5 separate regions of the Homo sapiens genome follow, and regions 2, 3, 4 and 5 are each linked to region 1. Evidence: chromatin loops called from intact Hi-C (ENCODE). Cell type or tissue: dorsolateral prefrontal cortex. All regions are shown on one strand. Region 1 has its middle 58 kb from the start of PCGF5. Region 2 has its middle 14 kb from the start of ANKRD1. Region 3 overlaps LOC124902479 (a long non-coding RNA gene). Region 4 has its middle 44 kb from the start of LINC00502. Region 5 overlaps PCGF5 (polycomb group ring finger 5).

The links. Peaks named below come from ENCODE experiments on the same cell type or tissue, not always from the same donor. Only the 100,000 strongest peaks of a DNase experiment are listed, where the experiment ranks them.
Region 2: a loop joins it to region 1, with 5 times the contacts of the local background. A loop is called at or near these places in 13 of 110 quality-filtered maps.
Region 3: a loop joins it to region 1, with 4 times the contacts of the local background. A loop is called at or near these places in 13 of 110 quality-filtered maps.
Region 4: a loop joins it to region 1, with 2.3 times the contacts of the local background. A loop is called at or near these places in 16 of 110 quality-filtered maps.
Region 5: it touches region 1 in a loop (4-fold over the local background); 23 of 110 quality-filtered maps call a loop at or near these places.

The regions. Positions count from the first base shown.
Region 1 is chr10:91,159,899-91,164,898 of GRCh38, forward strand. It overlaps a transcript of PCGF5 not described here. Among named protein-coding and RNA genes, the nearest start is that of PCGF5, 58 kb to the right of the region's middle. RefSeq lists silencers at 2,580-2,669, 2,770-3,439, 3,640-3,979 and enhancers at 4,230-4,359, 4,256-4,792. In dorsolateral prefrontal cortex, no CTCF peak of the experiment used is centred here; DNase peaks (open chromatin) are centred at 2,893, 3,673 and 4,203; H3K4me3 peaks cover 3,189 bases; H3K27ac peaks cover 3,914 bases.
Region 2 is chr10:90,904,605-90,909,604 of GRCh38, forward strand. It overlaps a transcript of RPP30 not described here. Among named protein-coding and RNA genes, the nearest start is that of ANKRD1, 14 kb to the right of the region's middle. In dorsolateral prefrontal cortex, no CTCF peak of the experiment used is centred here; no DNase peak of the experiment used is centred here.
Region 3 is chr10:91,004,407-91,009,406 of GRCh38, forward strand. The region is part of intron 1 of LOC124902479 (a long non-coding RNA gene); the gene reads right to left. Among named protein-coding and RNA genes, the nearest start is that of LINC00502, 39 kb to the right of the region's middle. In dorsolateral prefrontal cortex, CTCF peaks have their summits at 2,044 (motif pointing right) and 2,249; a DNase peak (open chromatin) is centred at 2,095; H3K4me3 peaks cover 671 bases; H3K27ac peaks cover 2,213 bases.
Region 4 is chr10:91,086,860-91,091,859 of GRCh38, forward strand. No RefSeq gene overlaps it. Among named protein-coding and RNA genes, the nearest start is that of LINC00502, 44 kb to the left of the region's middle. In dorsolateral prefrontal cortex, CTCF peaks have their summits at 2,067 (motif pointing right) and 2,270; no DNase peak of the experiment used is centred here.
Region 5 is chr10:91,249,635-91,254,634 of GRCh38, forward strand. It overlaps PCGF5 (polycomb group ring finger 5), which reads left to right. Exons shown (of 10, transcript NM_032373.5): 6 at 1,658-1,806. Among named protein-coding and RNA genes, the nearest start is that of PCGF5, 31 kb to the left of the region's middle. In dorsolateral prefrontal cortex, CTCF peaks have their summits at 2,012 (motif pointing left) and 2,212; a DNase peak (open chromatin) is centred at 2,007; H3K27ac peaks cover 1,766 bases.

The DNA.
Region 1 (5,000 bases):
CCTCACTTAAAACTGGACACGTTGCACCAAACAATGTTGAAAATTCTTTCTGGCTTTAAACACTATGATTCTAATTATATAAATCATATCTATATTTAATACGCTCATGGTTAATCTGTGTTTCGGAATAGTCTCAGAGAACTGAGAGCTGAAGACAAGTTTCTGAAATATGGCTTCATTTCTTAGTTATCCCTTGTTTCAGTCAACGTAAACCACATAATTTACTCTTCCACCAAGAATACCCTTCCTCCATTTCCATCTGTTGAAAATCTATCCATCCTTCAAGTGCCAGCTGAAATGCACCTCCTCTAAATAGCCATTCTCAGTCTTTGGGGATTTAAAGTGCGGATGTATTAGACTGTTGGGCGTTGGGATTTGGGCGAAGTATCTGTGCTAATGAAAGGAAAAGATGTAGGATAAGAAGAAAGGTTGCAGGGAACCACGTACAGGAAAGGTAAGAGAACCGTCAGCAGTGTTGTTGGTGACGGGCACAAAGCCTTCCTTGTGACAGGCAATAGCAAAGTCACCAGATTATATTAAATGTTGCCCAGCTAGTAGGAGTGAGATGAAGATTAAATGAGAACGTTTGTAAAATATCTACTACACTGTCTGGAAGGGCAGCAACAGGATAATTCCTAATCTCTTCCTTCCATAGGCAACTGGTCATCTCCTTCATGCTGAAGAAAGCTGCCATCCTGCCCAGGGAGGAGTAGGACAAGAAGAGGGGAGAAGAGACTCTGGGGGGGAAAAGAAGTCAGGCGGAGATATATGGGAACACAAAGAAAAAACGAGAGCCAGAGTACACAAGACGAGACAGAAAAAAGAAATGTAAGGGAGTGACGGCGAAGAAGAGGATAGAACGGTAATGGAAGCAGAAGGGCAAAGAGGGACAAGTAAGAAGGAGAGAATTCTAGGCCTCGGGAAGAGAAAGTTCCTGCTGCACTGCGGAATCCGGCCTAAAGGAAGAGGCAACCAGGTGCAGCACCCAAGCCCAGGTGCCAGTCATTTGCCGCTGGGCTCTCAGACCCATTCTCCTTTTGCGGCTGTCACATATTCTGTAGGGATTCTGAGCCCTGCCCTCTGTCATCTTGTCCACTGGCTTCTCCTGCTTTCCACCACTGGGTGGGCTTGGAGGGTGGGAGGCAGGGAGAAGCCAGGGGGACTCTCATCCCCTACTTTGGAAGATGTCTGCCGCAGTAGTTGCACTAACTTTGTGGCTCCAACTCCTATTGGACAAGCCCTCCAGGGTTCCGGCTGTCTCCTCTCTTTGCCCCTCCAGCCTCAGGGGAGAAGGCACGTCCAGCAGTTGCTAATCTCAGGATTGCCTCACCTTACCCTAGTTGAACGTCCAGTTCTTTCAACACTTGTAACTAATTTGCTGCATTAAATTATTGCTATTGACTCGCTTGGGAAAGAATACTTTCGCTGGATTCACTTGCAGAGTTCAAAGACACTTTTCCTAATGGGACTGCAAGCAGCGCATCGGAGAAAAAAATCTAGCAGTCCCAGGAGTCAAGAAGGGTCAGGGTCTACTTCAGTGTGTGATCAGACAGCGACAAACCCACACTACCTAACAGGGCCGGAAGGCTCTTAGCCTAGGAATTAGCTGTAAAATGACTGGGTTCATGTCTACTTTTTCATGATTTACTCTATTCTCTTTGATCACCGCCAGCCTTGGCTTAAGGAACATCTCTGTAGAATTCAATTTTATTCCTCAAGGGTTACTTAAGTGCCCATTATGAGTATGGAGGGCACATAGCTAGGTGTGGTGGGGAGGAGATATAGAGACGCAGGAAAAATGGAGGGCATGCTCAGTTTTTGGAAGTGTTTGCTTCCTGCAAGATGAGGTTTGCGGACCTATCAGGAGAGCCTCTTGATAAAGACTCCTGAACTTTTCCAGTCTCACCAGAGCTGCAGACACTCGGAGGCAATATTAGTCTTACAGCTTTCATTTCTCCCATCACCAGAGCTCTGTTAAAAGCAGACTCCTCTTTAAGGAATCCACAGATCAGAGAGGGTACAGCACATGCACACAACTGACCCCCAGGTCAGAATGATGCCAGCCACAAGGGGGGATTCTGCTTGGGGGAGCAGGAAGACTGCACAGAGATGGTAGGAGACGGCTACAGGAGCTGAGTCCAACAAAGTTTGACAGGTGGAGGCGGCTAAGGGGTATTCTGGCAGAGAACAGAGAAGGATCAAAATAAAGTGTCAAAGGACAGACACATTTCAGGTGTTGTCTGTAAACGGAGGCTTTGGGGTGAGGGTAGGGAAGTGGAGGGGAGACTGAAAAATGGAGGCCCAGCTATTGAGGACTCTGAGAATGAGGCATTAAGGCTCGAGGCCATGGTGAGTCACTGGAGGATCTTCAGCATCAGGGCGGCAAGGTCACTTCTGGTGGGGTGGCGGGGGTGGGGTGGGGTGGGGGGACTTTGCGATTAGAAGCAAAGAAGCTGGAGGCAGGAAAAGAAACTGCGAGCTCTCGGGTGGAGGGCAGCTTATACGGGAAGCCTGGACTTGACCATCGCCAGGGAGGCATACTGACATTCGAGCTGCCTTCCATCTATTCAAGGGCACGCTTCCTCCGTCTGTGGGGGGAGAAGGTGCCCCCTCAGAGGCTGTACGATTCGAAGTCTCCGGCCTGAGAAGTTTCGAATTTCTCCTTGCCAAGGTCGGGCCACTACAGGTGGGAGACTGCGAGCCCCGAGCGAAAGCTTGGCTTCACGCCCGCCCGGGGCAGCCGCCGCGGCTCGTCCCCTCCAGGCCTGGGCACCGCCGTGGGCCGTGCCCGGCAGGACGCTCCGGGAGCTGCGCGGCGGCGGCTCGAGGAGGCCTGGCGGGCGGCGGCGAGAGGCTGTGCCCCAGTTTGTGTCCAATCAGGGAGTGCGGGCTGTGCCCCGAGCCGGGCAGCAATGCGTAAACAAACCCACGGTAACTCCTCCGCCCCCTCGGCGCGCTCGCCCCGCGCCCGCCGCCGCCAGCGCCGCCGCCGCCGCCGCGGGCTCTGCTCTCCTCGCGCCCGCCCGCCGGGCCGGCCCAGCCCCCGCCCCGCGCCGCTCGCACCCCCGCTGCCCCGCCCCGCCCCCGCCGGCGCGGGCTCCCTCACCTACCGCCCCACGCGCGCGCGCTCGCGCACCACGCGCCCCGCGCGGCCCGCCCGGATCGTGGCCTCTCGAGAGCAAGGTAAGGGCGATGCGCGGGGACCCAGGCGGCTTCCCCGCCCGACGCGGCCCAGGGAAGTTTCTGGCGTGGCTGTTTTCCGCGGGGCCGGGGGGGAGGCCCCGGGAGCCAGGCGAGCCCGGCGGGCGGGAGGGGGCCGCCTGGCGCCCCGGGGTCACAAGTTGCCTAACCTGACCTCGGTGCGGGCCGGTGGGCGGCGCGGCCGGGCTGGCGGCGCGCGGAAAGGGGCTGGAGGCACGGCGGGGCCGGGCGCCGGGCGGGCAAGGGGAGGGCCCCGAGGAACTTTCTCTTCCCCAGAGGGGCGCCTTCCAGTCCTGGCCGCGGCCCCGCCGCGGGAGCAGCGGCTCCCTGGCTGGAGGGAGACCATGAAATGTGTTCGAAGAAGCTGACGCAGTTTGTGACGCTCGCGGCTTCCTGATGGGGACCGGCAGCAGCGGCGCCTCCGCCGAGGAGGGACGACCTGAGTCGGCGCTCGGGCCCTTCCCCCGCCGGCAGCCGCGCGCCCCGGCGCCTAGTTTGGGGGCCGCTGGCTCGGGGCGCGAGCATCTGCTCCCGGCTGCGCGCGTCGCTTCCGTTTTGATTAGCTCAGGTTATTATATAAGATGTCACGGAGAGGAAAGGGGCGAGCGAGAGGCGCGTTGGGGAGGGCGCGGTGGCCTTCCGCGAGTGGCAGGGAGGGGCAGGAGGCAGGACCCGGCGGGACCCACCTGTACGCCCTCCGCGCCCCCTGCGGGCGCTGCCCGCGCGCGTGCCGGGGTGGTGGGGTGGGGGGGCACGGACGGACGTGCCCGCTGCTCCCATCCCCTCCCCGCCAACACTCGGGCAGCGGCCGAAACGTGCTATTTTTTCGCTGCCACCTCTCCTGGGTCTACAGGTTTCTGGCCCCAGGCGTTTGTACTTTGAAACATTTGTTTAATATTAAGAAAGCTGCGTGTGCGGCCGTCATAGTACACCCGGAACGTGTGGCCGTGAGCTCCAGGGCGGTGAATGAATCATCGCCCCGCGGACCGGGCCCCGATGATTCATGCGGGGTACACACACGCGCGCGTACTCGCTATGTACCTCTGACCCAGGGAGAGTGGCCCCTCTGCAGTGATGACGCCCGGAGGGGCGGGGAAGACTTAGTGCAAAAGGACAGCGGGGTCCCCCCCTTCCACAATAACTTGTGGGGGGGTCAGGGACGCCCGGAGGGACGGGGGAGACTTAGTGCAAAAGGGCAGCGGGGTCCCCTCTTCCACACTAACTTTTGGGGGGTCAGGGTCCACACATTCCCCAAGGCTTGTTTTGCGTTCTCGAAAGAGTTACAAAATTCCACCTGGCTACATTAACCGGTTGAGGAGCGCTGGTTCGCTGCAGGGCTGGGTCCTGTCTCATTCAGTATTTGGTGTCAAGTGAGGGAGGTATCAGACTCTGAAGGAATCCTCCTAGTAATTGCGTCTACCTAACTGGTTCTGAAGTAATTAGAAAAATTTTAAAAGTGGATCTTAAAAGAAGACTCCTTAAGACTAGTTTTTTGAGGGTTTTTAAAAAGCCAGATCCTAAAAGGAACCTCGGTTGCCATTCATGAATACAGAATTTTTCCCAATGTGATCACTCTCAAAGATTAACTTGACTCATTCCCACCTCACATTAGTAAGACTGAATAAAGTTTTCTCATCATTTAAGACTCACCTCAAACGGCATCTACTCAGCCAGGCCTTCTTGATCGCCTTCATTATCTCCTGTCCCCTCCCCCAGGAGCCACCCCATAATACTATTTTATTTTCTTCACTGCGCTTAATCGCTATCTGATCTTACTTTGTTTAGGAGTTCTTTTAGTC
Region 2 (5,000 bases), 260 kb before region 1:
GAGTTCAAGACCAGCCTGGCCAACATGGCAAAACCCCGTCTCTACTAAAAATACAAAATCAGCCAGGCATGGTGGCCCATGACTGTAATCCCTGCTACTCGGGAGGCTGAGGCAGGAAAATTGCTTGAACCCGGGAGGTAGAGGTTGCACTGAGCTGAGATCGCACCACTGCATTCCAGTCTGGGCGACAGAATGAGACTCTGTCTAAAAAAAAGAAAGTACCAACTATTTTATTATTTATTACTTCATTATATTAATTTAAATATTGAAGTGTCAGCTATCATTTAGGAAAAAACTAAGTCAAATCTCTATCTCACACCCAATACACACCCATAGTAAATCCAGGTAGATTAAAGATTTAAATTTTTTAACAAACTTGTAAAATACTAGAGGAAAATGTAAGTTAATTAAAAAAATAATAATCTTGGATTGCAATAGACCTGCCGAGCATGGTCATCAAAGCCAGAAAACAAAGTTTGATTGATTTGTCTCTACATAACAACAAGTAGGAAAGTACATTTACAATACATATTCCAGGAAGGTTTCATATGCTTAGCTTTTAAGAATTTTTTTTTTTTAAATACCCAACATGACATGCTGTTAGCATCCATAGAGATCCCCATTCCCAGGGTGGTGTACCTATATTGCCAGTGCTTCAGATGTTGGGTACTAATGACTTATCTTCACCCTTTTCCAGAGGATTGTCCTGGGCTGATGAGAGTCACTTTACCTGAAGATACCTGGGAAGTTTTGTCTCCTCTGAGGTTGGCCCATGGCCAGTGACTGATGCAGGACATTACAGCCTGGCCCACTGGCCTCGGTGGTACAATTTATGCTCCTGAGCACCCCATGGGATTACGCTGTGTGTGGATTTCTCCTGAAACCACATATTTGCCTCTTCTGCCCTGTTCTGTTTTTTCTCATTCCCTTATAGAGGACTCTCAGTAAGTCACTTACACAAGAATCCTAATTTGAAATGCTGCTTCCAGGAGACCTGACTTAGAAAATTGGACAAATAAAGTTGATTTTTTTAAATGTCCAGTAACATGAAGATGCTGAACTTTCCTAGTCATTTAGGGGGAAATCACCACAAATATATCTGGCTGATCAGGTTGAAAGTTAAAAGAAAAAAAGATTTATAAAGTGGGTATTTTCAAGATGGTGTGGAGGGAGATACAATTTGATGCAAGTCTTATACTTTTGATGTCAATTTATTCTTCAGAAATAACTGGTTAATTATAAAGGGTGGATGGATAAGGATATTCACTGCAACAATGTCTTAAATGTGAAAATGGAAACAACCTAAATACCCAATAATAACAGGATTAAATAATTCATTGTACATTAAAAGAATACTGTCTATAAAGATGTCTAGAATAAGTTGTTCAGTTGAAGTTGTAAAGCTAAATACACAATACCCATAATGTGCACAGAAATAATCAGAATGTCATGAAACCAGGATTATTGGTGATGTGTTGCTTCCTTTGTTACTCATTTCTGTATTGGCATAATGAGTATTGGGTGTTCAAGAGGAGGGGGAAGGAAGTATGACAGATGTTATGGGGAAAAAGCAAAGTACAACAGGAAGACACCTTGGGGGAACTAATAGAATCTAAGGACTCAAGGATGGCTTCCTGGAGGAAATACAGCTAGAACAAAGGGGAGGAATGAGAAGTGATGTGATGGCGTGGAGTGGGCTGTAGTGGGAAGAAGAGTCTTCCAGGGAGCTGGCACAGTATGTGAAAACAGTAAAGCAAGTGCCTGGATTTTTTAAGGAACTGAAAATTTAGTTGAGTTGAAATTTAGAGTTTGGCTAGGAAGGTTATGAGAGATAAGAATAAAGAGTTAACAGCAGCCAGATTTTAAGGATTTTATAAGACATTTTTAGGAGTTTTTATTTCATCCTGAGAGAAATGTGAAGCCATCGAAGGGTTGAAAGAGGAGAGTGAGTTGATCAGCATTGCATTTTAGAAAAATCCCTCTATCTGCAACTTGAAAAACATTCTGGAGGTAAGCAAGCCTGGAGGCCAGGAGCCTAGGAGGGCTATTTGATCCAGATGAGAAGTAATGGTGACCTGAACTAGGGCAGAGGCACCTAGGATTGGAAAACATGGACAGATCACAGCACTACTTATGTAGTATACTTGGTAAGACCTGGTTGTTTAAAAGAGAAGGATGAGGGAAAGAAGGTCAAAAACAACTTCTAGGACTCTCCATTGGCCAGTGTGGTGTGCCCTTCACTGAAGAGCAAACACAAAATGAAAGATTGTGGGCAAAGAGTTGAGTCAGTGAGAAGGCAAGGAGAGAACCTTATAAAAAAATTGACTATGTGATTAAAAACTTAAAAATTTCCCCCAACGTGTTTATCTTTTCCATTAGCAGAAATAACTAAGAGTTGTCTTAATTCTAATGGGATTTATTCCATATTGTCTCTCATGCCCTCTACCTAGTTATTAGTGCAAATATTTATATGTGGCAACATAAAACTTTTTAACTCTTTATTCTCTTCTCTCGTGTACCCTCCCAGCTCTTTAGGGGAGGTGGATTTGAGGCAGATACCATAAAGAAAAGTTGGTCACATGGTGGTAACACGTTGAAGTTATGCCACATGAGACATCAGCACTGGCAAGAGAAATGTCTGTGTTGTAGATGTTTCACTTGGAAGAAATTGAAGGACCCTGAGCCTTAAAAGTCTGACAAACTTAAGCCAGGACCCCTGTGGGGAAGGTAGAGGGGCCAACAAACAAGATTGGGAGTCAGAGAGATAACAATGAAATCCCCAATGCCTGTGGGAGGTGGACTCCCTGGATTAGTACTAGACAGAAAAGGTACAAAAATATTTCAAACCATTCTCACAACTCTATATGTGTCTATGACCAGATAACTGGAAGACCTTCTGGTTATGGACTATGCGTATACACTCTCCCAGATAGTTAGAGGCATATCTAAGAGGTTAACATATATGATCTTATCCAAAATGGGTCTCTTGGTGCTAGTGTTTTACATCAGACTTCACTGGCTTTCATGTATTTCCACAAGTGCCAAACATTTCTCATATCCTTGCTGTATTCCATAGAGCAGTGTTCCTGCTACCTGGAACACTTGATTCTTGAATAACTCCTGTTTACCTTTCAGACAAACCCTAAAGGTTACCACCTCAAAGAAGTCTTTATAGAAGCCTCATCATCTTAGACACTCTGTATTGTTTCCTTCATCGTATTTACAACAGACAGATACTGTGCACTTACTGCCTCACTTAACGACAGGGATACGTTCTGAAAGGTGCATCATTAGGCGGTTTTGTTGTGTGAACATCACAGAGTGTTACTTACACAAACCTAAATGATACAGCCTACTAAACACCTAGGCTATATGAGCAATACAGCCTATTGCTCTTAGGCTTCAAACTTGTACGACATGTCACTGTACTGAATACTGTAGGCAACTATAACACAGTGGTAAGTATATTGTGTATCTAAACAAACATAGAAAAGGTAATGCACTGTACTATGATGTTACAACAGCTAGGATGTTGCTATCAATAGAAATTTTTCAGCTTCATTTTATTTTTATGGGACCACCTTTGTATATGTGGTTCATTGTTGGCCGAAACACCATTCTGTGGCACATGACTATGTATTTATTCCTCATTATTCCTTTAATATTCATCTCTTCCAGGAGGGCATGTCATGGACAATCTCTTTTTCTTACCACAGGTCTTAGGACCTGGCCTAGCACCTGGCCAAGAACTACTGGCATACCTCCTTTTATTGTGCTTCAATTTATTGTGCTTTGCAAATACTGAATTTTTTACAAGTTGAAGATTTGTGGCACCTCTGTAACCAGCAAGTCTATTGGTGCCATTTTTTCAACATCATGTGCCTGTTTCCTGTCTCGCTCATGTCACATTTTGGTAATTTTCACAATATTAAAAACTTTTTCATTATTATTATATGTGTTTTGTTGGTTAGTGTTCTTTGATTTTACTATTATAACTGTTTTAGGTAGCCACAAATTGCACTCATATCGGACAGTGAACTTAATCCATGAATGTTGTGTGTGTTCTGACTCCTCCATCGACCAGCTTTCCCCATTTCCTTCCCTCTCTTCAGGCCTCCCCATTCCTTGAAACAAAACAATATTGAAATTAGGCCAATTAATAACCCTACAATGGCCTCTAAGTGTTCAAGTGAAAGGAAGAACCACACATCTCTCTCAATCAAAAGCTAGGAATGATTAAGCTTATTGAGAAAGGCATGTAGAAAGCCAAGATAGGCTGAAAACTATGCCTCTCACTCAAGTTGTGAATGCAAAGGAAAAGTTCTTGAAGGAAATTAAAGGTGCTTCTCCAGTGAACACACAAATGATAAAGCAAAACAGCTCTATTGCTGAATGGAGAAAGTTTTTGTGGTCTGGATAGAACACCAAACCAGTTACAATAATGCCTTAATCCAAAGCCTAATCCAGAGGCCCTAACTCTTCAATGCTATGAATGCTGAGAAGTGAGGAAGCTGCTGAAAACAGTTGGAGAACTGCAGCGGAAGTTGGTTCATAAGATTTGAGGAAAGAAGCCATCTCTGTAACATAAAAGTGCAAGGTGAAGCACAAGTGCTGATAGAAGAAAGAAGCTGCAGCGAGTTATCCAGAAGATCTAGCTAAGATAACTGATTAACATGGCTACACTGAGCAACAGATTTTCAATGTAGATGAAACAGCCTTCTATTGGAAGATGCCATGTAGGACTTTGATAGCTAGAGAGGAGAAGTCAATGCCTGGCTTCAAAGCTTCAAAGCTTTGACTCCCTTGTTAGCTGGTGATTTTAAGTTGAAACCAATGCTCATTGACCATTCTGAAAATCCTAGGGTTGTTAAGAATTATGCTAAATCTACTTTGCCTGTGCTCTATAAATTGTACCACAAATCCTTGATGATAGCACATCTTTTTACATCATAGTTTATTGAATATTTTAAGCCCATCATTGAAACCTACTGTTCAGGAAA
Region 3 (5,000 bases), 160 kb before region 1:
GGTTCCCAAACCTCAACTCTTGTCATTTGCACACCCACAGGACAAGCTCCACATGAAAGCTGCCAAGGCTTGGGGCTTGCACCCTTTGAAGCCATGGCCCGAGCTGTACCTTGGCCTCTTTCAGCCATGGCTGGAGCAGCTAGGACACAGAGCACCAAGACCCTTGACTGCACACAGCAGAAGGGCCCTGGGCCCAGCCCACAAAACCATTTTTTCTGATTAGGCCTCCAGGCCTGTGATGGGAGGGGCTGCCATGAAGTTCTCTGACATGCCCTGGATACATTTTCCCCTGTCTTAGCGAATAGCATTTGGCTCCTTGTTACTTCTGCAAATTTCTGTAGCTAGCTTGAATTTCTCCCTAGAAAATGGTTTTTTCTTTTCTACTGCATCATCAGGCTGCAAAATTTTCGAACTTTTATGCCCTGCCACCTCTTGAATGCTTTGTTGCTTAGAAATTTCTTCCACCAGATACCCCACGTTATCTCTCTGAAGTTCAAAGTTCCACAGATCTCTAGGGCAGGGGCAAAATGCCACCAGTCTCTTTGCATAGCAAGAACGACCTTTACTCCAGTTCCCAACAAGCTCCTCATCTCCATCTGAGACCACCTCAGCCCAGACTTTATTGTCCCTATCACTGTCAGCATTTTGGTCAAAGCCATTCAACAAGTCCCTAGGAAGTTCCAAACTTTCCCACATCTTCCTATCTTCTGAGCCCTCCAAGTCTCTAGGAAATTCCAAACATTCCCACATTTTTCTACCTTCTTCTGAGCCCCAACTGTTCCAACCTCTGCCCATTACCCAGTTCCAAAGTTGCTTCCACATTTTTGGGTATCTTTACAGCAGCTCCCCACTTTCTGCAGCACCAATTTATTGTATTAGTCTGTTCTCACACTGCTAATAAAATACCCAAGACTGGGTAATTTATAAAGAAAAGGAGGTTTAATGGACTCACAGTCCCACATGGCTGGGGAGGCCTCACAATCATGGCAGAAGTTGAATGAGGAGCAAAGTCACGTCTGACATGGCAGCAGGCAAGAGAGCATGTGCAGGGGAACTCCCCTTTGTAAAACCATCAGATCTTATGAGACTTATTCACTATCATGAGAACAGCACGAGAAAACTCACCCCCATGATTCAATTACCTCCCACCTAGTTCCTCTCACAACATGTGGGGATTATGGGAGCTATAATTCAAGATAGAGATTTGCATGGGGACACAGCCGAACCATATCACCACCAGACAATTAACAAAACTTCTTCAAAGGCTTATGGATAATGGAAGGAAAGCTCAGCCTCAAAGGTAATTTCAACTTTTGGCAAAGCAGCTACCTGAAACACACCTACCAGAGCCATTCTCAGTAGCAGGTCCAGCTCCACATGAGAGTCCAGCACATGTCTGCCACCAGAAAGTTTGGGCCCAGCTGTCAAATGGCTTTGAGAGAGAAAAGACTTCTCTGTCCCTCTAGTTTCAGGCTGGCTTCCCAGAGAGGTAGAAACTACTACTGCTGCCTGGCATTCATTCCCCCGCTTTCTTAGTAAAAAGCACCCTGATTTACTTAGGAGGGTAAAGTGCCCAGATAACAGGCTTCATTTCTCAATTCCTCAGCCAGCTGTGGAAGTGTTTGGGGGAATGTCAGAAAAGCTATTTAAAGGGAGAATCAGTGAGGAGGTCTCACTCCAATACACATACACTCACACATGCTATTAATTTTTCCTCTTTCATCTTTCTTCCTTCTAGGCTTCAATGTGGATATGATGGCTGGAGCTCCAGCAGCCATCCTGTGACCCTGAGAACAAGCCATTCATTGAGGCTAATGAAGCAGGAAGAAGGAATCCTGAGTCCTTGGGAAACAAGGATCTACCTGAATAGCTCCGAATGCCTACTTCTAGATGTCCTTTTAGAAAGAGAAGCACACCCTTGTGTATTTCAGCCACTGCTATTTAAGGTTTAACCTAATCATGATATAATTGGTTTTTCTTGGAATGATTCAGTGGTAATTTTTTCTTCCATAAGAAGCAATCCCAACCCCTACCACTAGGGGGTGGCCTTGCCCTGTAGGCCTCAACATGACAATTACATCACTGCATATCAGAGTCCAACATCAGTGCATTCTGTGTAATTCAGTCTCAAATAACAACGTGCATGTGACAGCAGTGGTCCAGTCTGAGCTAAGCTGTGCCAAACTCCATCCAGTTCCTTTAGCATGAGATTTGGATCTCATGCTTTTCTTCTCTTTTCTATATCCAATTCTTCAGCTTGGACCCAAAAAAGCAAGCCCCAGGACCAAAAAAGTATGCAGAGAAGCAGCTCTGACTCTAGCAAACACACAGTTTGTATTTCCAAACAGAACAATGAGCTTCTAGTCTGAACAACATCCCATTTGATGGTAACTTGATACTTTCCTCTTTTTGTTTTTCCAGCAAGAAGCAATGGGTAGGTACTTGCTTTACATTTGTGAAAAGATACCTGGCTGGTGGGTCTGATAAAGAGAGACTCTACCCTGGCAGGATTATTGATATCTCTACCTCCTACAAGATGGAAAATCACTTGCAGCATTTAAGTGACTGTTTTTCCAGTTTATGCTGATCAAAGTTTCAAAAATCTCTAGGCAGAGTTTTAGTCACTAATAATCTGAAGTGAAGGGAATAATTTATCTAATTATTGCTCAGGCTAAAAGCAAGCTGCTGTCTCAAAATGAAAGTACAGTGCTAGTTCTATAAATACCCACTCACAACTAACCAACAAAGGAGTTTGTGGTGTGAGAAGTGGAACTTTTGATAGTTTCAGATTGCATTGCTTTGGTGTCATCTGTGCTCTCCTTGTCTACCTCCATTTACATCGTGATGCTGTATAGTTAAGACTTGGGCAGAGGGAGGAAAGGGGTTCATGGGGAGCTAGTAATCCTGCATTTTTCCTCAATTTTCTTACTAGACTGCCATATTAGATAAGAACAAAAAATGTGCCTATTGAATAGTCTAACCAAAGAACTTAAGAAAGAATCACTTTTTTTCCTCCATTTCGGTAAAGACCGTGCCGAAAGTTTTCATATGTAATAAAACCAGTGATCACCAGTTAATCTCAACCTAAGAGAAAGAACCAAAATGAACCACTCACAAGAATAGAAACAGGCATCCCTTGGGAGTAGGGTTTAACAAATGAAAATACAGGACACTCTGTAATTTGATTTTTCTGCAATATTTGGGACGCGCTTATATGAAAAAATTATTTGATATTTATTCAAAATTCAAATTTAATGGTATGTCCAGGATTTTATCTGGCAACCCTACTTGGGGGTAAAGAATCTGTTCCTTCCTTGTGGGGGATGGGAAGAACAGTACAAAATGAGCAGATTCTGAAATATATCAAGGAAACTGTCACTGGAAAAGTCACTGATTAAAAACAAAACACCCACAAACCACTAGGCCCTGTGCACAGGTTCCTCCAAGAAGCTAAGTCTTCTTGTTTTTTATCTTTTGTATCTTCACAGAGTCTAGATGCCCTCCTGCTCTGGGTATATTGAGAGCTCAGTGAGGAGTGCTGACCAACTGGATAGTCAATGACCACTGAGGAGGAGGTGGCTATGCAAGCCCCAGATCTCTGGGATCATGTGTTCTGTACTTTCAGATGTGCATCTGCAAAGGCCTGGAGTGCCAAGTGTCCTCTCCTTAGAGAGGCAAGGCAACAGCAAGGCAATCAGTTGTTACCCCAATGTCCAGCCTCCCCTATTGTCTTTCAGAGGGCATTTTGTCCAAACTATGGGGTAAGAAAAGGGTTTGGTTTTACACTTTTAGCCAGAGTTTACCCTCCGGGAATACTCCTTCTACCACATCTGCCAGGGATCTATTTTCCAAAGGTACTGGTTGGTCACTCAGAATCCACTGGGTGCAGACACGCAAAGATGTGCAACTTCTCCTCTGTATCAAATAAGGATACAGGTGGGCAGTGCTCCATTTTTCTGCCTTTTCACTCTCCACACTAGGCTTTGTAGACATGGACACATGAAAGCACAGAACAGTAAGTCAATGTCAGAGGGAATTATAGGTAAGGACCCCCACCTTCATTCCAATTCTCTTCTGACATTGACCATGCCATTCCGTAAGGCTAGAGGTCTCACTTACTTTTAACTTTCTTGAGTTTTCACAGTATGGGTACCTGAAAACTTAGACTCCTCTCCTCAGTGAGTTCCTCTCCCTGGTTCTCTCCCACTCCTGACTTGGTTTACTTTGAGCCCCCTCCCCAATCACCTTAAGTATTGTCTAAATTTTTGTCCACCTCCCCACCCTTTTTTTTTCTTTTCTTTTTCTTTCTTTCTTTTTCTTTTCTTTTTTTTTTTTTTTTCAAGACAGGCTCTCACTCTGTTGCCCAGGCTGGAGTGGAGTGACACAATTATAGCTCACTGCAGCCTTGCTCTCCCAGGCTAAAGCAATGCTCCTGCCTCAGCCTCCCACATAGCTGGGACTACAGGTACTTGCCACCATGCTGAGCTAATTTTTTAATTTTTTCGTAGAGCCAAGGTCTCGCTATGCTGCCCAGGCTGAATTCGAACTCCTCATTCTCCTACCTTGGCCTCCCAAAGTGCTGGGATTACAGGCGAAAGCCACAGCACCTGGACTCCCCATTCTTACCTACATGGAGAAGTCTTATTCTTTGGATTCATCCTTCTTCCCCATGCAAGGCCTCAAGTTTGCTTTCAGTCTGAAATAGCGCTGCTGGGTGATCAGAAATGCCCATTGCCACCCAAATCTTTTTGTTTTGTTTTGTTTTTTAATACCATCACCATGGATAGATGTGGCTCCTTTGGGCCACAATTCCATTTAATTTCAAGCTGCAGGCATAGCAGCCCTTTTAGTCACGGACCTGCTAAATTAGGCACATGGACTGTCTCAGGGAGAGTGTGGTCTGAATTCACATTGAGAGACACCTGTTTTCTCCCTGGCAAGACAACTAAGCCCTCTGGTTCCACCTGGGGCAACCCATTAACAAATGCTCCCTAGAAAGA
Region 4 (5,000 bases), 73 kb before region 1:
TCTAGTTGGTGGTTTATGATTTTATCTTTTGGAAGAACCAACTTTTCATATCATTGATCCTTTGTATTTTTAGTCTCTATTTCATTTGGTTCTGCTCTGATCTTTGTTATTTCTTTTCTTCTGCTAATATGAGTTTGATTTGCCCTTAATTCCTTGAGGTACATGATTAGATTGTTAATTTATAATCTTTCCACTTTATTAACGTAGGCATTTAATGCTACAAACTCCCTTCCTCGCACAGTTTCTGCCATATCCTACAGGTTTTGTTATGTTGTACTTCCATTTTCATTTGCTTCCAAATGTTTTCATCTCTGTTTTAATGTATTCATTGAATACAGTGGTCATTCAAGAGCATGCTGTTTAATTTCTATGTATTTATATAGTTTCTGAAGTTTCTCTAACTTTATTCTACTGTGATCTGAGAAGATGCTTGATATGATTTCAATTTTTAAAAATTTGTTGAGACTTGTTTTGTGGCCTAACATATGTTCTATCTTGGAGAATGTTTCATGTTCTGATGAAAAGAATGTATATTCTGCAGCTGTTAGGTAGAATGTTCTATAATTTGGACTTATATTTTTAAATTCCCTAATGAAATTTTTTTTTTTTTTACATTTTCTGGTCTCTTTCTATAACACCTTTAATATAATAGTTGTTATACTTTATTGAAACCTTACTTATTCTTTCAAATGCTTTTCCTTCTATATATTCCCTGTTTTTTTCATTTAGCCATCCTCAGACACCAGATACTCAATTTAAATTTCACCATCACTGGCTTCCCTGATAACCCTTTAAAGACAAGTCTAGGCTTGAACAGTAATTTCAGGTCTACTACCTGCTACCCAAGGAGACCATGGAGCTTGAACTCAGGTCTCTTTAACACCTAAACCTGGGTTCTTCTCATTTCTCCACTCTCTCTTCCAATCAGCGGGTCTGTTGGATGTATCACAAATATGTGCCTCATGTCCTAATATTACTTTTTAGTGGGCATGAATAATTTATTCTATCTCCCTTTCATGTGGAGCTGTATACATGTGAAACTTATACCTGTGGAGCTGCACTCTTCTTCAAGACAGATTACAGGCACTTCAAAGAGGTGAAGACATTCACAATTCCAGCCAGGGGTGGATCTAGGCTGCTTACATCTTGAGTGGCATTTACCATGACATTCAAGGCCTTCATTCACCCCTCCCCTGAAGGTTCCAGCTGCACAATGCTGATGTGCTAACTGGTGCCCTTCTAAGTTCGTGTCTTCCAGTGTTAATGGAAAATAGTAACATGTTTTTACCTTATTTTTGTTCTACTTTGAACACAGAGAAATCCCTAAGCCCTTCTGTTTATAGGACCCCTTTTAGGTTTCCATATTTGTAGTTTTGTCCAGAACCAAAGTCAGCCTGGATTTATATTTGAAATTTCCTTAAATGTAGAGAAGAGGAAGAGGAAGGAAAAGGCTGTTGTTGTGGAATGCCTATGCACTGAGAACAGCAAAAGAACCATTTTTGGTTTTGCCCAAATTAGCATTGCTAGATAAATTGGGAGCCTTATATCTTTCCAGTTGCCAGGAGAGCATGCCAGCTAATTTTAGCCCGTTGTGTAAATATAACCAGCACTGGTATGCACTGGCCTTTAAGATTCACAAGGGTCAATGATGTCCTGCAACAGCCAGAGGAGTGCCTACACTCGCCCAATATTGACTGAACTTCCTGGGTCCTTAGTTTCCTGTGTCTCCCAGACATATTAATTTTCCTTGGAAGTGACCTTGGAGATCCCTTGGCCTGACCCCCTGCCCGGGGCATGGCCTTTTCCATGTCTTTGGACAGAAAATTGCCACAGCAAAGTAGCAACATTCTGCAGCCCTTAAGGCAGGTGCAGCCTCGTTTTCTCTCAACAGTGTAACTCTCAGGCAGAAGAGCTAAGAATAAAGTTTTAGAAGGAAATACTGAGTATGATCCTATTTTGTCTTCCTAAAAAATGCTTTTTTTTTTTTTTACTCAACTCCTGAAACACCCTGTTCCCCAATGAATATGCTATAGCTAAATGTAATTGTTTTCTAATCTAATTGCCAGAAGAGGTCACAATAGAGCTTATACAACCAACTCTCTGAATCCTATCTGCTCTACAACTAGCAGGGGCAGATGATAGTCTCTGGGAGGTGAATACGACTGAAGCAGAGGAAAATCACAAAGGAGGAAGCCGCTCCAGCTCCCACCGAGAGATCAGGCTTTAAGTTGTACTGTCCCTCAGTATCCTTATCTGCTAAATTGAAGTGTTTATATATTGTTCCTACCTCTCAGAGATTTTATGGAGTTTAAATGAGTTAATGCATGCCAAACTGTTAGAAGAGCTCTTGGAAAATGATAAATGCTTAATACATGTTGGTATAGTTTGGACGTTTGTCCCCTCCAAATATTATGTTGAAATGTAATCCCAAATGTTGGAGGTGGGGCCTGGTGGGAGGTATTTGGATCATGGGGGTGGACCCCTCACGAATGGTTTTGTGCCTTCCCCATGGTAATAAGTGACTTCTCGCTCTGTTAGTTCATGTGAGAACTGGTTATTTAAAGAGCCTGGCACCTCCCGTCCCCACCCCACTACCTCCTGGCTCCCCCTCTCACCATGTGGTGTGCCAGCTCTGTTTCCCCTTCTGCTATGATTGTAAACTTCCTGAGGCCATCACCAGAAGCCAAGCAGATGCCGGCGCTATGCTTCCTATATAGCCTGCAGAACCATGAGCCAGTTAAACCTCTTTTCTTTATAAATTACTCAGTCTCGGATATTCCTTTATAATGATGCAAACACAGCCTAATACAAATGTTGGCCATTGTTTTATTATTGTTATATGGATTGAAATCACAATTCCCATTTACTAGATGGAGGACCTAAGGCTAGATTTCCTCATCTGCAAAATGGGCATAAGGAAAAGTCCTGCCTCATAAAGTTGCTGTTAGGATCAAATGAATTGAAAGGTATAAAGCTCCTGGCTTTTGCCTGGTCCTTGTGTGTGCCCAGAGTGTGGCAGTTCCTCTTGTTATTTCTTCAGGTGCTTAAGAATCTCTTCACTCGGCAATCACATCTGCTTGCAAACCACTCAGATTGTTCCAAAGACAATTTCAGAGTGGCTAAAGACATTGAGCAGGAGATGTGTACTGTTCATTTTCAGTATTTTTTCTTGATGGCTACAGAGAGTAAAGTAATGATAAATACAAAATGGCTACAAAATATGTAAAGACATAAAATATGTTAAAATAACCATGAAATAGGGTTCAAGAGAGAAAAGGAACATTTCCTTTGTCTTGTTTCTGGGTTTTGCTTTGAGGGTTTCATCTTGTTTGTTTGGGTTTTATTTGTTTTTATCTTAGAGTTAATCACAAGGGTGAGAGTGTGATAGAGTGATTAGCCAAAGTAGACTAGCTATGCTGCTATTCTACCCAAAGACCCTCGGCAGACATACATAATAACAGAGACAAGTAAAATTGGAGTATTATTTCTCTATAGATGACATGTCCCTAAGAAAGCCCTGCTGGGCTAATAAACACTATGGGATAATCCCCCATGTTCTTCTCATTCATTTAAGTATGTGTCATGGTATTTCTTTTCAGAAGCCAATTGATCCTGCTCTATTTTTGCTTAGACTAATATTAAAATTAGTTTGCATTTCCTAAGGTAGCCAAGCAATTGGAGTAAGATAGTGACATGGAGAGGGAGTTAGCTCAGACTGTTAAAAGTGGCAGCAGAACAGCTAAAAGCAAATAACCTAAAAACAGAAATCAGGAGGAAATTCCTTCTTTAAGGTGGAATATTGCTAGATTATTTTCTTTTCATGAAAGAAGCACTTCTTTTAGGTAAACCATTGCTTGTATTAAAAACTCCCAGTTTTTCCTCATTTGTTTCTAAAGACTTAATTCTAATGATAAAGTTACAATGTGTGGTCCTCAGCAAACACTTCTCACTGTAGATCTTTCCACTCTCCCCATGACTCTCAGGGGAGTTGCAGTCAAACTATGCTATTGTATAATAACGGGCTGTGACAAACAAGTAGGGAGAAATTGCTCCTGTCTAACCTCAAACCTCCATATGAAAAGGTTGCATGTTTATGGAGCTAGTGAAAGGAGCACAGGCCCAGAAATCAGACATACTTTGAGTTTAAAACCCTGTTCTCTAAACCACAAGTTATGTGACCTAGGAAGAATTTCTTAACTCCTCAGAACTTTTTAACAAGAACTGTTGTCCTACTTTGCATTGCTTGCTTTTAGCTCAGTAAAAGTTAGTGCTTTGCATGCATGATTCTTTTTAAGCTTTATGACACCTCTGTGAGGTTGGCATTATTATTAGTCACGTTTTATAGATGAGAAAACCAAAGCTACTGATTCAAAAGTCATGCCTTGCTACCGTAAGCCTTCTATAGTGCTACTAATGAATGCTGCACACGGCTTGAATGGCCCTCATGAGAGGATACTGACATGCATGGAGATTTGGTTCACAGATACTCTAAACAGACTGCACCGGTATTTGCCACTAGTGGGAGCAGACAGCAGAAGATGAATTTAGTGTCCCTGCATTTGTCCTCCTCTCAGCCCATCTGTCTCTCTCCCTTTTCCCCACTCTATGTTGATAACAATTTTTCTGACCTGCAGGTAATTTAGCTGACTAGAGTGGCTATTCTTTTTTTTTTTTTTTTAGACGGAGTCTCACTCTGTCACCCAGGCTGGAGTGCAGTGGCACAATCTTGGCTCACTGAAACCTCCACCTCCGGCTTAAAGCAATTCTCCTGCCTCAGCCTCCTGAGTAGCTGGAATTACAGGCACATGCCACCACACCCGGCTAATTTTTGTATTTTTAGTAGAGATGGGGCTTCAACATATAGGCGAGGCTGGTCTTGAACTCCTGATCTCGTGATCCACCCGCTTTGGCCTCCCAAAGTGCTGGGATTAAAGTAGTAAGATATCCACCTCATTTCTTCTGTTAATAGAACTTCTCCCTCACACCCCACAAAGGCACAT
Region 5 (5,000 bases), 90 kb after region 1:
ATGAGATCTCCCTTTTTTAATCTGTAAAATGGAGATTATCATTTTATTCGTTCAACTTAACTGTGCAAGGCTGTTAGAGCAGGGGAAGTTTGAGAATAGTTTTGATGCTAGAATAAGGTAACAAGAGACTATTTTTTATCTGTAACAACAACAACAAAAAAATGGCAAAGAAGCTAAGCCTGGCCAAAAAAATAACTAGGGCTTGTTTTACCCACGTGTACACTGCAATTAAACAATAACAACCAATTATAGTAGTAGTGCTCTAGTAAAAATACAGATAAGATAAGGCTAATTAAATATTCCAGTTTTTGACTGCCTATTCAAGAGGACAGGAGCCTGAGGGATTGTCATCAGAAGTTACGTGGTAGGTTTACTCTATGGTTCTACGTATCACAGTTTAACTTGTGAAGGGCTGTAGCCTACTTTGTGAATTTTATCTCCCTTTTCCTATTGTTTCTCCCATTTTAAAGTATTTCTGGTATTTGGTCTTTAGCTTGGGTGGAGAATTCAGATTTTTTGTTGGAGCTAGGAGTTTGGTTCATAGAAGGCAACTCCTATCTATGTATATTCTCTATAAATAAGGAGAAGAAAACATGTAGAAAAAAGAGAACCCACCTCCCCGCTCTATGGTATACCTGTAGTGCTTTTACTACAGTCATCAAAAAGGATCTGGCCAGTCACTTTGCAGGGAAGCTTTTCTACAAGTAATGTTTAGCTGGCTGATTTTTTCAAGTGTTAGCTTAGAGGTATCTCATCTGGAAATCGTCCCTGCTTCACTCCCAAAGTTTGGGTTTATTGTCTCTTTTATATGTGCATGCATAGTCCATTTTACCTCTCACATCCTGTATTTGTCTGGTTTTTTCTTTTTTTTTTTTTTTTAGCTTGCCTTTATTTGATTCCATACCCTGACCACTGTGAGAGAGAGGATGATAGCTCTAGTTTCAGTATTGTTCCCTCAGGCCTTGTATGATGTGTATCCAACATATAGTTAGAACTACTCAACAGATGAATGATAAATATAGCTGCATTATTTATAGGCTACAGGTTTGTAATAGGTGAAATACATTTGTATATAATATAAAGTATGCCATTGAGATATCTTTAATGGAGTTGTAACATGTTATGTATTAATAGCTATATACATGTTAAAAAGCTAATTCATTATACTCGTTTTTTTTCACTGGCTGATTTTATGAATAGTAATTTGAAATTTTGAGAACTTAATTTTATCATTTGAAAAGTATTTGGTTTTAATTTGAATATATACTTATTTATAAACGAGTATAATTTATATATACACCTATAAATAATTTGGAAGTATTTTTATATATTCTGTCCACTTTCTAACATAGTCTAATTACTAATTGTAATCATTTTTTTGGCTAAATACAGCTAGTCCTGAATCTTTCATTTGGATGTCCCAATGAGCCTAGAAATCTTAAGCTATGTTAATAAGTTTCCAATTTTTTTTTTTTTTTTTTACAAAATATTTCCATTGCTGAGTTGGTTGGAACATTTTAAAGATACTAAGTTCTTCTTCAAAAACTGTTAGGAAATTTTTTAAAGTTGATTTTTGTTTTGATTATCAATGTATGATTGCTTAACTTTAAAATCAACTTTGATTTATAGCTAACTTAGTTTTGTTTAAATTATACAGATGATACTTCAAAAGCTGACAAACCGAAAGTAGATGAAGAAGGTGATGAAAATGAAGATGATAAAGATTATCACAGAAGTGACCCACAAATTGCTATCTGTCTAGATTGTTTACGAAATAATGGGCAATCAGGGGACAATGTAGTAAAGGTGAGTGAACAAGTACTATGGTATTTTTATGATCAGTTTATAGTAAACCCTTGATAATTTGTTGACAAATTTTCTAATGCTTCAAAATGTTTGCTTTCAAAGTTTTAATTAACATAATTAAATAAAATGCCATTCTTTGACAATCCTATGCTTAGAAATGGTTACTATTCCCACAACTGAACTGTCTTGGGCCAATGCCACCATCTAGTGGCTAATGCCCAGAATCACACCTCTGTTTCTCCTTTTATACCTTTGCTGGAAATTCATATGCATGGTTTCTGTTTTTTAGAGTGGTGACCAACTTAGACTTAGAGAATTTCATGTCACTGGTAGTTCTAGCCCTTTTATTCATTCTCTTCTAATTTTATCCTTTATTTCTCTATTTTTATTTGCAACTCAACAAGATTTCCATGTCAGAGCTAACATATTTTGTGAATAATTTAATCAATTAGTTTTGAAGTAAAATTAGATGTTGTAAAATGCCTCTGAACTTTTAAACTCCTTGAAGGCCCTCAGTTATTTCCTATAGAATCTCCATTTCTGGTACTGTTTTCCTCTGCCTCTGCTAATTGAATCTTTCCTTAGAGGATCTTTATAGGAAGTTTAAAACACTCTGCTTTTATAGATTTTCTTTGGTCTTTAAATGGTGTTACTTTAATAATGTTTTCTACCTTTTTATTACAAGCAGCTTTTATTTTTATTACAAATCTTCACTACTTCAGCTGTTAGATTTTTGTCACTTTATCCTAGCAAATGTCAGCCACTGAGAATATTGTTTATCTCTCTGTATTCTGTGTTTTATTCAAATGCCTATATTCATTGTCTCTAATTTTCTTTTACTTCCTCTGTGTACATCTATAGGCTAGTGGGTTGAATTTTTTACTAATACGTTTAATGGCATTTTCCTATTAGGAAGTGAAAAACAATTTTTCACTTCAGATTAAGTTTTCCTGGCATCTTATAACAACATATATGAGCACAGTAATTCAGTGAATATTTATCCACTATGTGAACAGTAGACAGTGAAGATGTAAGTAGTAAGAAAAAACATCTTTCACTCAAGGAACTTGGTTAGGTCTTATACATACAAATAGTTAAGGTAATTGATTTTGTTAAGGGGAATTTATTGGACAGGGCATGTAATAAAGTGCATCTATCTTTAGAGAAATGACCACTGTACCTATTTATCCTTACAGTATTTTCAGTTGTTTCTTATGGTCTTTCCCAAAAGTCATCCCCCTTTTTGGGAAGTTCTTTTTCATAGAGTTCATGGTCATCCTTTAGCTCTCCAATACATGAGTTAGCTCATACTGAAAGTTAAATCAATGGAAAGGCTGAATATCTTCTCATAAACAAACGTAAAGTCCACTTCTCTGCATGATTTCTCATATGAAAGTATAAAAGATTGAATTTTAGAAATTTATTTGAAAAATTAACCACCCCTGCTTGTTGTTCTCCTTTTTGACATCTTTGACACTTTGCTATTCTAGTTGACCTTTTATCCATTCACTTTTTCCTTTATGGACTTTTCTTCATCCTTGTACCTTCATTCTTAGTTTATAAATGACTTTTACTAAGCTACCCTGATTCTTCCTTTTTTTCCTGTGGCATTCCTGCTTTGTCTCCACTGCCTCTACTTCTTGCCTTCTACTTGATATATGTAAGTATGTCCTAATACTTTCTCTGTATCTATTTTAGGAGATCTTCTCCATTTTCTGTGTGGCTTCAACTACGCAAAGGATTTTTTAACTTTTATTTTAGGTTCAGGAGGACATGTGCAGGTTTCTTACATAAGTAAATTGTGTGTCACAGGTTTGGCGTAAGGTTATTTTGTCACCCAGGTAATAGGCATAATAGTCAATAGGTAGTTTTTCAATCCTGTCTCGCCCCCTACCATTCCACCTTCAAGTAGGGCCTCATGTCTGTTGTTCTCTTCTTTATGCAAAGGACTTTTAAGTCCTCATTTCCAGCCCTGCTTTGTTTCCCAAGCTGAAGTGTTATGTCTCTATTTTTAAATAGACCAGTTGAGAGTTTCACTAACACCGGAAACTTGACTTGTCTAAGTTGTCTAATTCATTATACTTTCATCTAACTTTGGTCCAAACATGCAGTTTTAGTTATGACTGCTGTCTTTCAGCCAATCAAATAAGTTCAAAAGCTTCGCGTCATCTTTGATCTGTTACTCTTTTCTTTCAACCAGTCACTAAGTCCTGCAAAATTCCCCCAGTTTAGTGCTGCTCACCCTTATATCTACATTTTTTAAGTAGTTATTAAGTGTTTTCTGTACCCTTAATTTTTCTTTTGTTATCCAGGGCTAGGGCCACTTGCCTGAGTGTGTGTAAGGCCCAGAGTGAGGGCCATGACCAATCTCAGGGTCAGATGGTAAGTATTTTAGGCTCTGTAGGCCATATGGTCTCTGTTGCAATTTACTCAACTTATTCATTATAGCACTAAAGCAGCACAGACAATAGTAAATGAATGGGCTTGGTTGTGTTTCAATAAAACATTACTTACAGAAATTGATGGCCAGCCAGATTTGGCCTGAGGACATGGTCATTGTACAGGCCAAAAGTTTGCCACCTTTTGGCCTGTACAATTAAGTCATAACTCCTTACATTAGTATTCAAGGCCCTTCCCTAACAAGCACCTCTTTTAATAAGTTTATCTCCCATTAAACCCATTAGTAAATCGTCCTTTCAAAACAAGTGATTATTCCTTTATGTATGTGTTCGTTCTCTCTCTCTGTCTCTTCCCCTCCACCTCGTGTGTGTGTGTGTGTGTGTGTGTGTGTTGGAAACCATATATCTGACAAAAGATCTGTATCTAGATTATATAAAAGCTTGTGTTATGAATACTTAAGACCTCTAAAACTTTGAACAACCCTTCCTTTTTGGCGTGTTCTTTCCTCTTCCACCATCCTATGCTTCTGTCAAGACCCAGAGATTTTTATTTTTTGTGACGCTTTTCCCAACCTAGTGAATCCCTTTTCTGAAATTCTGTAGTACTTATATTTATCTGTCAATTAGGGATTAGTTTGTTATCTATTAAGGATGTGCCTAAGAGTTCTAGGCACTGATACTATCTTTTTTTTATATGTGTGTTGTCCTTGATACTAGACTGTAAATCCCTTAGTGGCAGAGACACAATGTCTGTATTGCTTTATAGCCTTCTCAGCCATCTCATTCCTCTGCAGT